Linked DNA regions of Mus musculus: region 2 is linked to region 1. A link is a loop called in an ENCODE intact Hi-C map of the cell type or tissue named here. Cell type or tissue: left cerebral cortex. All regions are shown on one strand. Links, peaks and the distances in the headings refer to the core of each region. The heading gives the core; the rest is flanking DNA. Region 1 overlaps Igfbp7 (insulin-like growth factor binding protein 7). Region 2 holds the start of Igfbp7 (insulin-like growth factor binding protein 7).

Region 1 (5,371 bases), core at 223-5,222:
GCCAAAGCAGAAATCACCTGCTGACTTTGCTCATCCGGGCTCAAGAGAAACTGAGCAGGCTTGTAGTTCTGAGTCTTTCTCCTGGTCCTTGCTTACACATTAGTCTCTTTCTTCTGTGGATTAAAGCTGGAATCAGCCATTTCCTTCTGTGAAGGCCCAGATCTACAATATTTAGGTCACACAGTCTGGAATACAAACCACGTGGTCCCACCAGGGTGACAGAGACACTCTGTGAACGCGTGAATGAAGCTGTTCCACTGACATTTATGGACAGTAAATGAGAATATCTTCTAGTTCTCACATGCCACAAAATAATAGTATTCTCTTAATTTTCCCCAAACATTTGAACTGACTGATCTTTGGAGGCCATACAGACATAACTAGGAAGGCAAATTTGGGTCACAGTCCATGGTTTACCAACTCCAGGAACAGAGAGCCAAAGAAGCTTACAGCAAAAGGGATGCCCACTACGGGTGGATCTGAGTAATAATAGCATTTTTACTCACAGGAGGAAGGGAAATTACTGGGTTCCAGAACACCAAGAATGGGGAGGTATCTTCTGGCCTCTCTTGGCTTCCTCAGATCTGCTCACAGTCCCTTTAACCAATGCTCACTGCTGGGAACCCAGCCACCGAGGACCCTGAAACTAGCCCCCTCCTGCCCTTTCTTTGGGGGCTTGGTCCCAACAGAAGGCAGCCACTGCTTTGAGCATTTGCCTTCTCCACTAGCAGAAAGACCCTGTCCCCACCTTCGGTGACAGCCAGGCCCCTTCTGTGCCACCAGCCGATCCCCAGGACAGCCCACTTGAATCTTACCCCAGCAAGCCTGCCTGAGTGCTCTCAGCACACTTGAAAATAACTTCTTAGATTTTTTTTTTCTTTTGTTATACAAGGAATGGTTGTTAGCACTGACCTCCAAGTGAAGATGCCGGTCCACAAAGGAAGTGAAACATTCAGCATTTCAGAACTGAAATTTCTTGGCGTTAATGGAAAAAAAGAAAAAAAGAAAGAAAGAAATCCCAGCTAATGCAAAACAGCTGGCGAAATAAACCTCATTTAAGCTCGGCTGGGGAAAAGAAGGCAATTTTGCTAGATTTTTGTTAGATAAACAGACCTTTTTTCCTACTAATTGCATTTGTTGTTGTGTTTGCTGGTTTGCTTATATCAGCCCTTGCCTTCCTTAGAAAGATTGCAGTATCACGCTGGCGACAGGAAGAGGCCTGTCTGTCTGGCCTTTGAGATGCACGTCAGATAATCCACAGAGGAGAGAGGCTCATAAACAAGGATTTGCCTTGTAAGATCCTGACTGGTGATGGGCAGCTAAAAAGATGGACTTGGCTTTCTGGCTTCTCTTGTAGGTCCTTCCATAGTGACGCCCCCCAAGGACATCTGGAACGTCACTGGTGCCAAGGTGTTCTTGAGCTGTGAGGTCATCGGGATCCCAACCCCTGTCCTCATCTGGAACAAGGTCAGTAGTGCAGGCCTCGGGAAAGCATCGTGCAAGCCGGAAATCGTTTTTTGCATGGCCCAGGGCGGTGGGAATGGCACAGCTCAGTCTGCATCCACTGCCGGCTGCCCCACAACCATGAAGCCTGTGGCAGCTGGTATCACTCTACACTGGCACGGATCTTTCCTGACCTCCATCAGCCCAGTTCTGCTTTGGGTAGCAGTGTCCAAGCAGGGAGCTTGGGAAACTCAAAGAACCGTGGTGAATATCTAAACCCACTGTTTTCGTTGCTTTTGGTTACTGTGACCAAAGGTTACCCGACAGAAACTTTCAAGGGAGGAAGAAAGGTGGTTCGCTTTAGCTTCCAGGTTCAGAGGCTTATAGTCCCTTACACAGCAGGGAAGACATGGTGCTATCACTCAGTCTGTGGTGGCAGGAAGCTATGAAGTAAGGAAGAATCTTCAAACTCGTGCTAATAAAACAGCAAAGCCAGACACCCCTCTTTAGCTAGTTTGCTTCCTCAGCAAGCTCAGAAATGGAGGATAGTCTCAATTATTTTGTGTGCTTGTTGTCTGGTCAGAGGGGAGACCTCTGGGGCTCTGGGAGGGGGTTTCGGCCCCATTGTCAGAAGAATCCTAACAGATTCCAGTTCATATAGCCGAGGGGCAAAAAGAAAGAGAAGGCAGTTCCAGCGTCCGGGCACCCAAATGTGATCGGGACTGGAATTCTTGATCTCTGTTATCAATCTCTCGGCCTCACTTTCTCCTTCAGAAAGCTTCCTCCGCAGAGGGCAGAATTATCCTCACAGACCTCCGAAGCAGCAAAGCTTTCCCAGCTGCCGAGTGAGAAACCTTAGTCTAGATCATGGTTCCTGGCAGCCTCTGGCGCCCCCGTGTGGCCAGAAGAATGCGGCCACTGAGGAAACTACCTGGCTTGAGTGTGGTTACCAGGAAACGCCTGGACCACGGTGTGGGCAGAGGTGACCCAGTTCTAGTACAGCAGACCGATGACCCAGTTCTAGTACAGCTATCCCTCGCAGCTGAAACTTTCGTTAAAGGGAATAATGGGATGTTGCCTCTAAATTGTGCTTCGGAAAGAGATGTGGACGGGGAGTCAGGCATGTCAATAACGTGGTCGGCTACGTGTTCATTTAAACCTTCCCCCTGGCAGCTGAAGTTCCCCAATGCTTATTTGCGGTTAGTGGCTTGTGAAGAGCATGGCCGATAGTTTTCAAGGAAAACCGGCAAGAAGCTTTGTTGCTTCTCAAGGGGTCTCCATGGAATTTACAAAATGAGAAGCCAGGGTGACTCGAGGTACTTAAGTTTATAAGCCTCATTGCCGAAACTTGCAGAGAATAAGGTCTGTGGCACCCCGGCAAAATACACATGGGTCCCAGGGGAAATGAGTCGGCCTCGGGAGGCTTTGAAGTTATATGGCTTCCCTTAGAACACCAGACACCAGACACCAGACAGAGGTGGGGACCTAGGGGCTTGGAGAAAGGGGACTAAAAGAAAAAGCTCACAACTGCCTCTGACTCCCACCCACTCCAGGACATCCAAAGCCCTCTTCTGGCCTCTGAGGGCAGACCCAAACTCAGATATGCACATTAATGAGGATTAACATTAAGTAATGGTGCTAACAAGAAACAGCACCCAGAGATGTATAGCATTCGGTAGTTATTGGCGCTTTTTCTTATTTATTCCTTATTTACAATAGCAAGATTTTTGGAAGAATCTGCTGCAACCAAAGTACTCTAGAGCTAGGCATCAGGTGCCGCGTGTTCTGGGCAGGCTGAGACAGGATGGTGAGTTTGAAGCCATCCTGACTATATATAAAGAGATCTTGCAAAAAGATTAAAATAAAATAGCTAGACACCTAAACGACTTCTTGGTCTCCCCTTGAGCCTCCCCCAGCCCCAGCTGGCCATTTGTGGATAGCAGGGTTGGGTTTGCTTTTTTATTTGTTTGTTTTGTTTTGAAGATTCTTTTTGTCACAGGGCAGTGGTGGTTCATTAATCCCAGCACCTGGGAGGCAGAGGCAGGTGGATTTCTGAGTTCGAGGCCAGCCAGGTCTACAAAGTGAGTTCCAGGACAGCCAGGGCTACACAGAGAAACCCTGTCTCGAACCCCCCCTCCCCAAAAAAAGATCCTTTTTGTCAGGGTGTGGGGGATCTTCTATTGCTCTCCACCCTACTTTTTGACCTAGAGCTCACTGATTTGAGCTAGCCAGCTAGCCTGGAGGATCCTCGGGTCTCCACCTACCCTGCTCTGAGATTACAGGTGCTAGTGATGTGTGGGAGACTTAGCAGAGTCTCTAGCCTTTGAGTCAAACACTCCTCCCAGAACATTACCTATTTTATTAACATAGACGGTTGCACCAGCTGCTTGGGAAATTCAAGGAAAAAAAATGCTTATTTATACACGTCTTCATAGCTTCCATTTGAAACCCTAAGTACCAGGTTTTTCTCTCCGAATTGGGGGAGACGTGGGACAAACCTGAACTTAGCATTTGCTTAATTACAGAAGGAAACTCCTGACTTTCTCGTGACAAAGACAATCGAAGTAAACACTGGCTTGGCTCTTAAAGAGGCCTTGGTAGAATTAAAGAAAACTGTTTCGTGTCATTTTTTTTAATTTGGTTATTATAACTTAAAACATATGTACTGAAACTGAGGAACTAAATGTGTTCAACAACAACAGAAAAAGACTTTTCCCTGTGTTCTTTTCACATCTTTTCCAAAGTTCTTATTAACATACTTTAACCTTTAAAATAGGTAGGGAAGGAGAGACACGAAGTAAGGATTGGCTGTAAACCGAGGGAGATGAATTTCCCCTTCGTACACGGCCTTCGGAATCTCTCTCTCCATAGCACGGACAGAAACAGGCAGGGTTTATCACACATAGACAGCGGGAACTGTTTCATGCTCCCTTAGCCCCCAGAGCAAGCACTAGACTCAGCTCTGGACTCCAGCTGCTGCTTCTCTTTGATGAGGTTGTTACAGGAAGTGCCCACAAGGTCCCAAACATCAAACTACACTGCATGACAGCTTGCCAGTCAAACACAGCAAGGCAGGCAAAGAAGGCCCAGTACCAAGGATCAAACTGTCGTCGGACACCAGTGAGTGAAGCAGGGTGACCATGCATACTCCACAAGTTTTCCAGAAAAAAAAAAAAAAAAAAAAAAAAAAAGCTTAAATCATGTTGCTTAAAAACCAGATGGAGTGGTACACACCATTAATCCCAGCACTTGAGTGACAGAGGCAGACTGATCTCCTAGGTCTATATAGTGAGTTCCGGGCCAGCCAAGGGCTACATAGTGAAACCCTGTCTCAGAACAAAACAAAATAAAACAAAACCCAGGTTGCTTAGGTAAAATTGGCAGGAAGAAACCATTCTGCTTGCTCAGTATTCAGAAAAGGAACAGATTGAGTAAATTGCTAGATTTAATCTTATTATGAAGTCTGGTGAACACCTTGTGCAATTCTGGGAATGGGGCATTTCCAACCTTGATGTTTTTATACGAGAACTAAGACTCTCCCCTTCTGATTTCTCAGGTAAAAAGGGATCACTCTGGAGTTCAGCGGACAGAACTCTTGCCTGGTGACCGGGAAAATCTGGCCATTCAGACCCGGGGTGGTCCAGAAAAGCATGAAGTAACGGGCTGGGTGCTGGTAAGTAGCAAGAGCTGGCAACCGTTTCATTCTCAGAACACCCAGGCTTGGCAAAGGTCGCCTGCCTGAAATTATTCTCCTCCCATTTCTTCGAAGCAGCCCTGCTGTGGTCGTACAGATACAGCTACAGGAACTAATGGAAGAACTGAAGTTACTTTGTTTAAAAAAAAAAAAAAAAAAAAGAATTAAGAGAATCCTGCTTGCCTAAGTTCAAAGCAGAATTCTTACACAGAACTGAATTAATTATCGTTAATG
Region 2 (5,371 bases), core at 125-5,124, 53 kb before region 1:
TGGTCTTGGTTCCTGTTAGTAAGATTCCTCCGTTTACCTTTCGCCATCTGGTAATCTCTGGAGTTAGTAGTTATAGTTGACTCTGTTTAGAGATTGTTCTTCTGGTGATTCTGTTACCGTCTATCAGCAGACCTGGGAGACAGATTCTCTCCTCTGAGTTTCAGTGCTCAGGGCACTCTCTGCTGGCAAGCTCTCTTACAGGGAAGGTGCGCAGATATCTTGTATTTGGACCTCCTCCTGGCCGAAGAAGAAGGCCCAAAACAGGACCTTTCTCAGACACTGTGTTGCTTTGGCAGTTCCCAGGTGGTACAGACTCTCACCTAAGCAGACTAAATTCCTAAGTTCCTTGGAGTCCCGGGACCAAGATGGCGACCGCTGCTGCTGTGGCTTAGGTCGCCTCCCCAGCCGGGCAGGCACCTGTTCTCTGGTCCGGAAGGTGGCCGGCTGTCCCCGGCCTACACAGGGTGCTGCCTCAGCGCCTCTGTGCTTCTGCCTGTTCCAGAAGCTGTCAGGTTCTCTGGCGCACCCTCTCACCTGTTCAGACTAATTTCCTAAGTTCGGCGGGTCTCGGACCAAGATGGCGACCGCTGCTGCTGTGGCTTAGGCCGCCTCCCCAGCCGGGCGGGCACCTGTCCTCCGGTCCGGACGGTGGCTGGCTGTCCCCGGCCCACAAAGGGTGCTGCCTCAGCGCCTCTGTGCTTCCGCCTGTTCCAGAAGCTGTCAGGTTCTCTGGCGCACCCTCTCACCTGTTCAGACTAATTTCCTGAATGTTTTGTTCTTTTAACATAGTCCCTAAGACTAGTGTTTCTGTGGACTCCAGTGAGCTCTGTCTCAAGCTCTTCCTTCTGGGATCAGAGATCCTGATCCCTGCTAACTGCTATCTGTGTGTCTTGCACATGCCCGACTGGCCAGGAAGAAAGACGCTGCAACAGGATCCTTCTGCACATGTTTATTGGGAGAGCTTGATTGCAGAGGCGAAGTGACCCCAAGCCCAGAACTGGTGCTGCTTATATAGGCCTAGGAGAGGAGTCTCTCTCATCTGATTGGTTAACTTGTCTTTCATCTGATTGGTTAACTTGTCTCTCATCTGATTGGTTAACTTGTCTCTCATCTGATTGGTTAACTTGTCTCTCATCTGATTGGTTAACTTTGGTTAATTCTCAAAACCTCGTCTTGGCAAAAGAACCTTTACTGCCTATGTATGTGTGGTGGCCAGCAGTAGCCAACTGCCACTCTGCAACTGCCACTCTGTAACTGCCACTCTGCAACGGCTTCCCACATGTGTGAGCACTAAACTGCTAAATATCCTAAAGAAACAGGACACAAGACCAGTGTCCCCGCAGGTCCAATAGTAGCCTTCCTCTAAATGGTCTTCTCTGTGTGTTTTAAATACTAACCCAGGCCAGTGGTTTGGGAACCAGTTTGATAAGCAGAATTCAAGCCCTAGGACCCACATAGTAGACAGAGAAAATCAGCTGCCCCACAGCTGATTTTCTCTAACCTCCACATATTTGGCACGAGGACCCACAAACATACATACTCACTCACAAACACAAAATAAAAATGCTTTTAAAAAAAAATGGCTTAGCAGTTAAGGGAGCACTGGCTTCACATCCAAGACCTGAGTTCGATTCCTAGCACACACAAGGTGTCTAACAACTGTCTATAACTCCAGTAACGGGGTATCAGGTCTTCTACCCTACCACCACCACCCCGGAGGCACCAGGCACACACATAATGTACACATACATGCAGCCAAAACATCCATACACATAAAATAAAAGCAAATAAGTCTAGAACCATAACTTTTAAAAAGAATTTTAAACGACTCAGCATCAGATAGCTTGGGTGATACGAGAGAAGAGCAAGATTATGAAGTTCCAAAAAGAAGAACATGACATCGAAAACCAGCCCTGTAGCCAAAGAGGACACAAACGCTACTCCCTTCGTAGTCTGTCCTTAAAAGAGTAACCACAAAGCACTCAGGTTTCCCAGACCCACGAGAATTTAATGAAGTAAACAGTGCATTTTCATAAAGTCCTAGTTGTTTAAAAAAAAAAAGTTTAAAAAAAAATAGCTGGATCTGGAAAATGAGCAGGAAAGGACGCGGGAGGCTCGTTCCCTCCAGTGCTGCAGAGTGAGGACAGGGGCAGGGGGCTGAGCAGGAGCCGGTCAGCACGCATGGTGGACGTGGGACGAGCTCTCCAGGGCAGCGAGGATGCCCACGACGGCGACGGCGGGAGGCCGGATCCCGGGCGGGCGAAGCGGGGCGGGCAGCGGGCTGACTCTCCGCCCCGGGGAGGGCTCCCACGGAGCACCGGGCGGGGCAGCGGCTTTAAGGGTTGGCCTCCGGGACCCGGACTGCTCACTCGCGCGCTCGCATCCAGCCACCTTATGATGGAGCGGCCGCCGCGCGCCCTGCTGCTGGGTGCAGCCGGACTGCTGCTCCTGCTCCTGCCCCTCTCCTCTTCCTCCTCTTCGGATGCCTGCGGCCCGTGCGTGCCGGCCTCCTGCCCCGCGCTGCCCCGGCTCGGCTGCCCGCTGGGTGAGACCCGCGACGCGTGCGGGTGCTGCCCGGTGTGTGCTCGCGGCGAGGGTGAGCCGTGCGGGGGCGGCGCGGCCGGCAGGGGGCACTGCGCGCCGGGCATGGAGTGCGTGAAGAGCCGCAAGAGGCGGAAGGGTAAAGCCGGGGCAGCAGCCGGCGGTCCCGCGACCCTCGCCGTGTGCGTGTGCAAGAGCCGCTACCCGGTGTGCGGCAGCAACGGCATCACCTACCCCAGCGGCTGCCAGCTGCGCGCTGCCAGCCTGCGCGCCGAGAGCCGCGGGGAGAAGGCCATCACCCAGGTCAGCAAGGGCACCTGCGAGCAAGGTGGGCACCAGCGCCTTCCCCGCCCACTCCTTCCTCCTCCCCCGCCGCCGCAGAGCATTCCTGGAGACCCGCGGGAGGGAGGAGTTGATGGCTAACCCGGTGTCCCGAGCCAGGAGAAACGCCTCCCTGGTTCTCTTGGCATGGTTTTATTTGGAGTTGCCTGTGTGCGCCAAGAAAGTGAGAAATCGCAGTAACGGGTGTAAATATAGAAAAGATTTTCCGAGACTCCGAGGCACAGTTTACCCAACTAGCCTGCAGGGCAAGTTTCAAACGCCTCCACACTCTTAAAAACCTTTCTCGTCGTTCTTTCTTTCTTTTGGGTGTGTACAGAAAGATGGGTAGACAGGGTTAGCAGAAAAATGCAAAGGAAAGATGTTCAGAAAGTCGATTTACTAACAAGATAATTCTTTAAGTTGAAGTTCATATTAATATTCAAGTACTGGCGTTTCCAATTCTCAAGCGGTAACCTAGCTAGAACATTATACTTGAGGGTTAAAAGAAACACAAACGCTTTGATGTTGTGAATCCTCTGACCATGTTGTTTTTCTTCTCGGGCCTTGGTTATGTTTTTTCATAATTTGTCCACAGGATGCAAGGTTCCGCTGGAATGGCTTTGACATTGGGTTTGTCTATTGTATCCCATACTAATCCAAACTTGCACAAATGAAGTTGGAAAAAAGTCTGAGGTTGGGGGGAAGAAAGAAATCAGAAACTTTAACTCCTAGTGCCTGAAATAACATTTTCCATGAGCAGTCGTTTCGAGGGAAAGTTAGAGTCCTGCTCTGGCAGCTGCTGCCCCGGCTTCAGCCAAGGTAGGAGGGGAGGGGAGGAATGTCAGCTGTTGCATCTTGAACACAGTTCAGGCTTTCTCCAGCCTTTCCAAGGAACAGTTCTTTCTTGACAGTTTTTCCCAGAAATCCCTATGCAAATAGGCTGTGTGCCATTCGCTTCAAAGTTCACCATTGAAAGCCTTAAGTGGTATAACTCACAGTTACCCATGTAGGATATTACCACCGTTTATAAAATCACAGACCAAATATCCCTGTTTCCAACAGAAACCTCCATTTTCCCCCTTTAGCTCTTGCACAACAGTCACATCATGAGGGGAAATGAACATTACAAATTCATTACAAATATTGAGAGTTTCTTATAAACATCCCAAGGGGAAACTTCTTTCCCAGAGTCTCAGAGGCAGACATCTTTCCCCTATCAGAGCAGATTAGCCTGGTGACTTCCCAAGTGGTGTTTCCTCATCTGTGGCGAGTTTATTTTGTTAATTTTTATCATTTTATATGTTTATACTATTTTATATTTTGATATATACTTATTACATATATAATACTATATACTTGTATGTGTTGTATATTATTTATGTATTACATATTTATAAAACAGGATAATTTATATTATTTTATAATGAATAAAAATAATTTATTAATTATACAAAATGATAGCTTTTGTTATGATATTTCATAAATGTACTTTTATTATATTTAGCCTCATCATTATCCTCTCCACTCCTCTTCCCAGGCTACTTCTTCATCCCAAGTTGTGCCCCTCCATTCTCCTGTCTTTTTTTGGAGATATAGAGTTTTATCAGTTTCTCTCTTGCTACTTCCTTCTCTTGACACTCACACAGTATGATGAAGAAATAAGAAGGCACCGGTCTGGTCTGCCTCGTTGCCAGGGACACCCAGCTCTTTGGTCCCTCTCTAGGCTGCAATCCACTTTAAGGGTATGGCCTGGCTTCCTCTTTATGCTCAGGAAGATGGAGATAAATAGCATCTAAAATTGGAAACCTTGACATAAGTCAGTCTGTCATCTCTCCATCTCACCCTGACACACATGGGGACCGGCTTCTAAGGCTCTGGTAGGAGGGTGCCAGGAAGAACAGGAGGGGCTAGGGAGCCGACAGAGAGCCTCCAGAATACCTTTCCAAAGCAGAGGAGAGTGGGTGATCATGTACTCATCTGGGGTCCTAGGGACAGTCTAACAGCGATAAAAGCTAAATAGACAGTACTGCTTCCTTATGTACCATTTAGCACTGGGTCTTTGTAGAGAGTAAAAATGTATTTCCTCCCTCTTCTGGCCATTCCTTTCCCCCCAAAAGAAACTTGCATTGTGTTTGCATTGAGGGAGAGAAGGTGTATTTTTGCAGAACTCAGCCCAGGTGAAATAAGCCATCTACATTCTGTTCCTCTGTTTTCATTAAGCATAATATTTATTGAGCAGCTAGCCAGCTTCAGCTGTGTATAGCCGGGGACGCACGGAGCAAATCTGGGCTTGACGATGAAGGAAGTGTGTATTGGTTACAAATTACCGAGCACTTTCCCTGGATCCCTGGAGCCCCTCCTGGTGTTGCTCTTCACTGAGATTACCATTTAATGCCTTCCAGCGAGAGACCTTGCCCTGCTTGGTTCTATATTCCTGCAGTGAAAGAGCTAATAATCTCAAGTCTTGGAGCCGTCACTGTGAACTGAGTGCCAGTAGAATTCACTGAGG

Evidence for each region. A loop is a pair of places that touch in the nucleus more often than their neighbours do. Peaks named below come from ENCODE experiments on the same cell type or tissue, not always from the same donor. Only the 100,000 strongest peaks of a DNase experiment are listed, where the experiment ranks them.
Region 2: it touches region 1 in a loop (3-fold over the local background); 27 of 42 quality-filtered maps call a loop at or near these places.

Annotation. Positions count from the first base shown.
Region 1 is chr5:77,351,658-77,357,028 of GRCm38, reverse strand. Igfbp7 (insulin-like growth factor binding protein 7) reads left to right here. Exons shown (of 5, transcript NM_008048.3): 2 at 1,358-1,467; 3 at 5,000-5,116. Among named protein-coding and RNA genes, the nearest start is that of Gm34648, 32 kb to the left of the region's middle. In left cerebral cortex, for the core only: a CTCF peak has its summit at 2,337 (motif pointing left); a DNase peak (open chromatin) is centred at 2,345; H3K4me3 peaks cover 678 bases.
Region 2 is chr5:77,405,038-77,410,408 of GRCm38, reverse strand. Igfbp7 (insulin-like growth factor binding protein 7) reads left to right here and starts at 2,364. Exons shown (of 5, transcript NM_008048.3): 1 at 2,364-2,869. The coding sequence starts at 2,395. In left cerebral cortex, for the core only: a CTCF peak has its summit at 2,620 (motif pointing right); DNase peaks (open chromatin) are centred at 2,608 and 3,007; H3K4me3 peaks cover 2,061 bases; H3K27ac peaks cover 1,149 bases.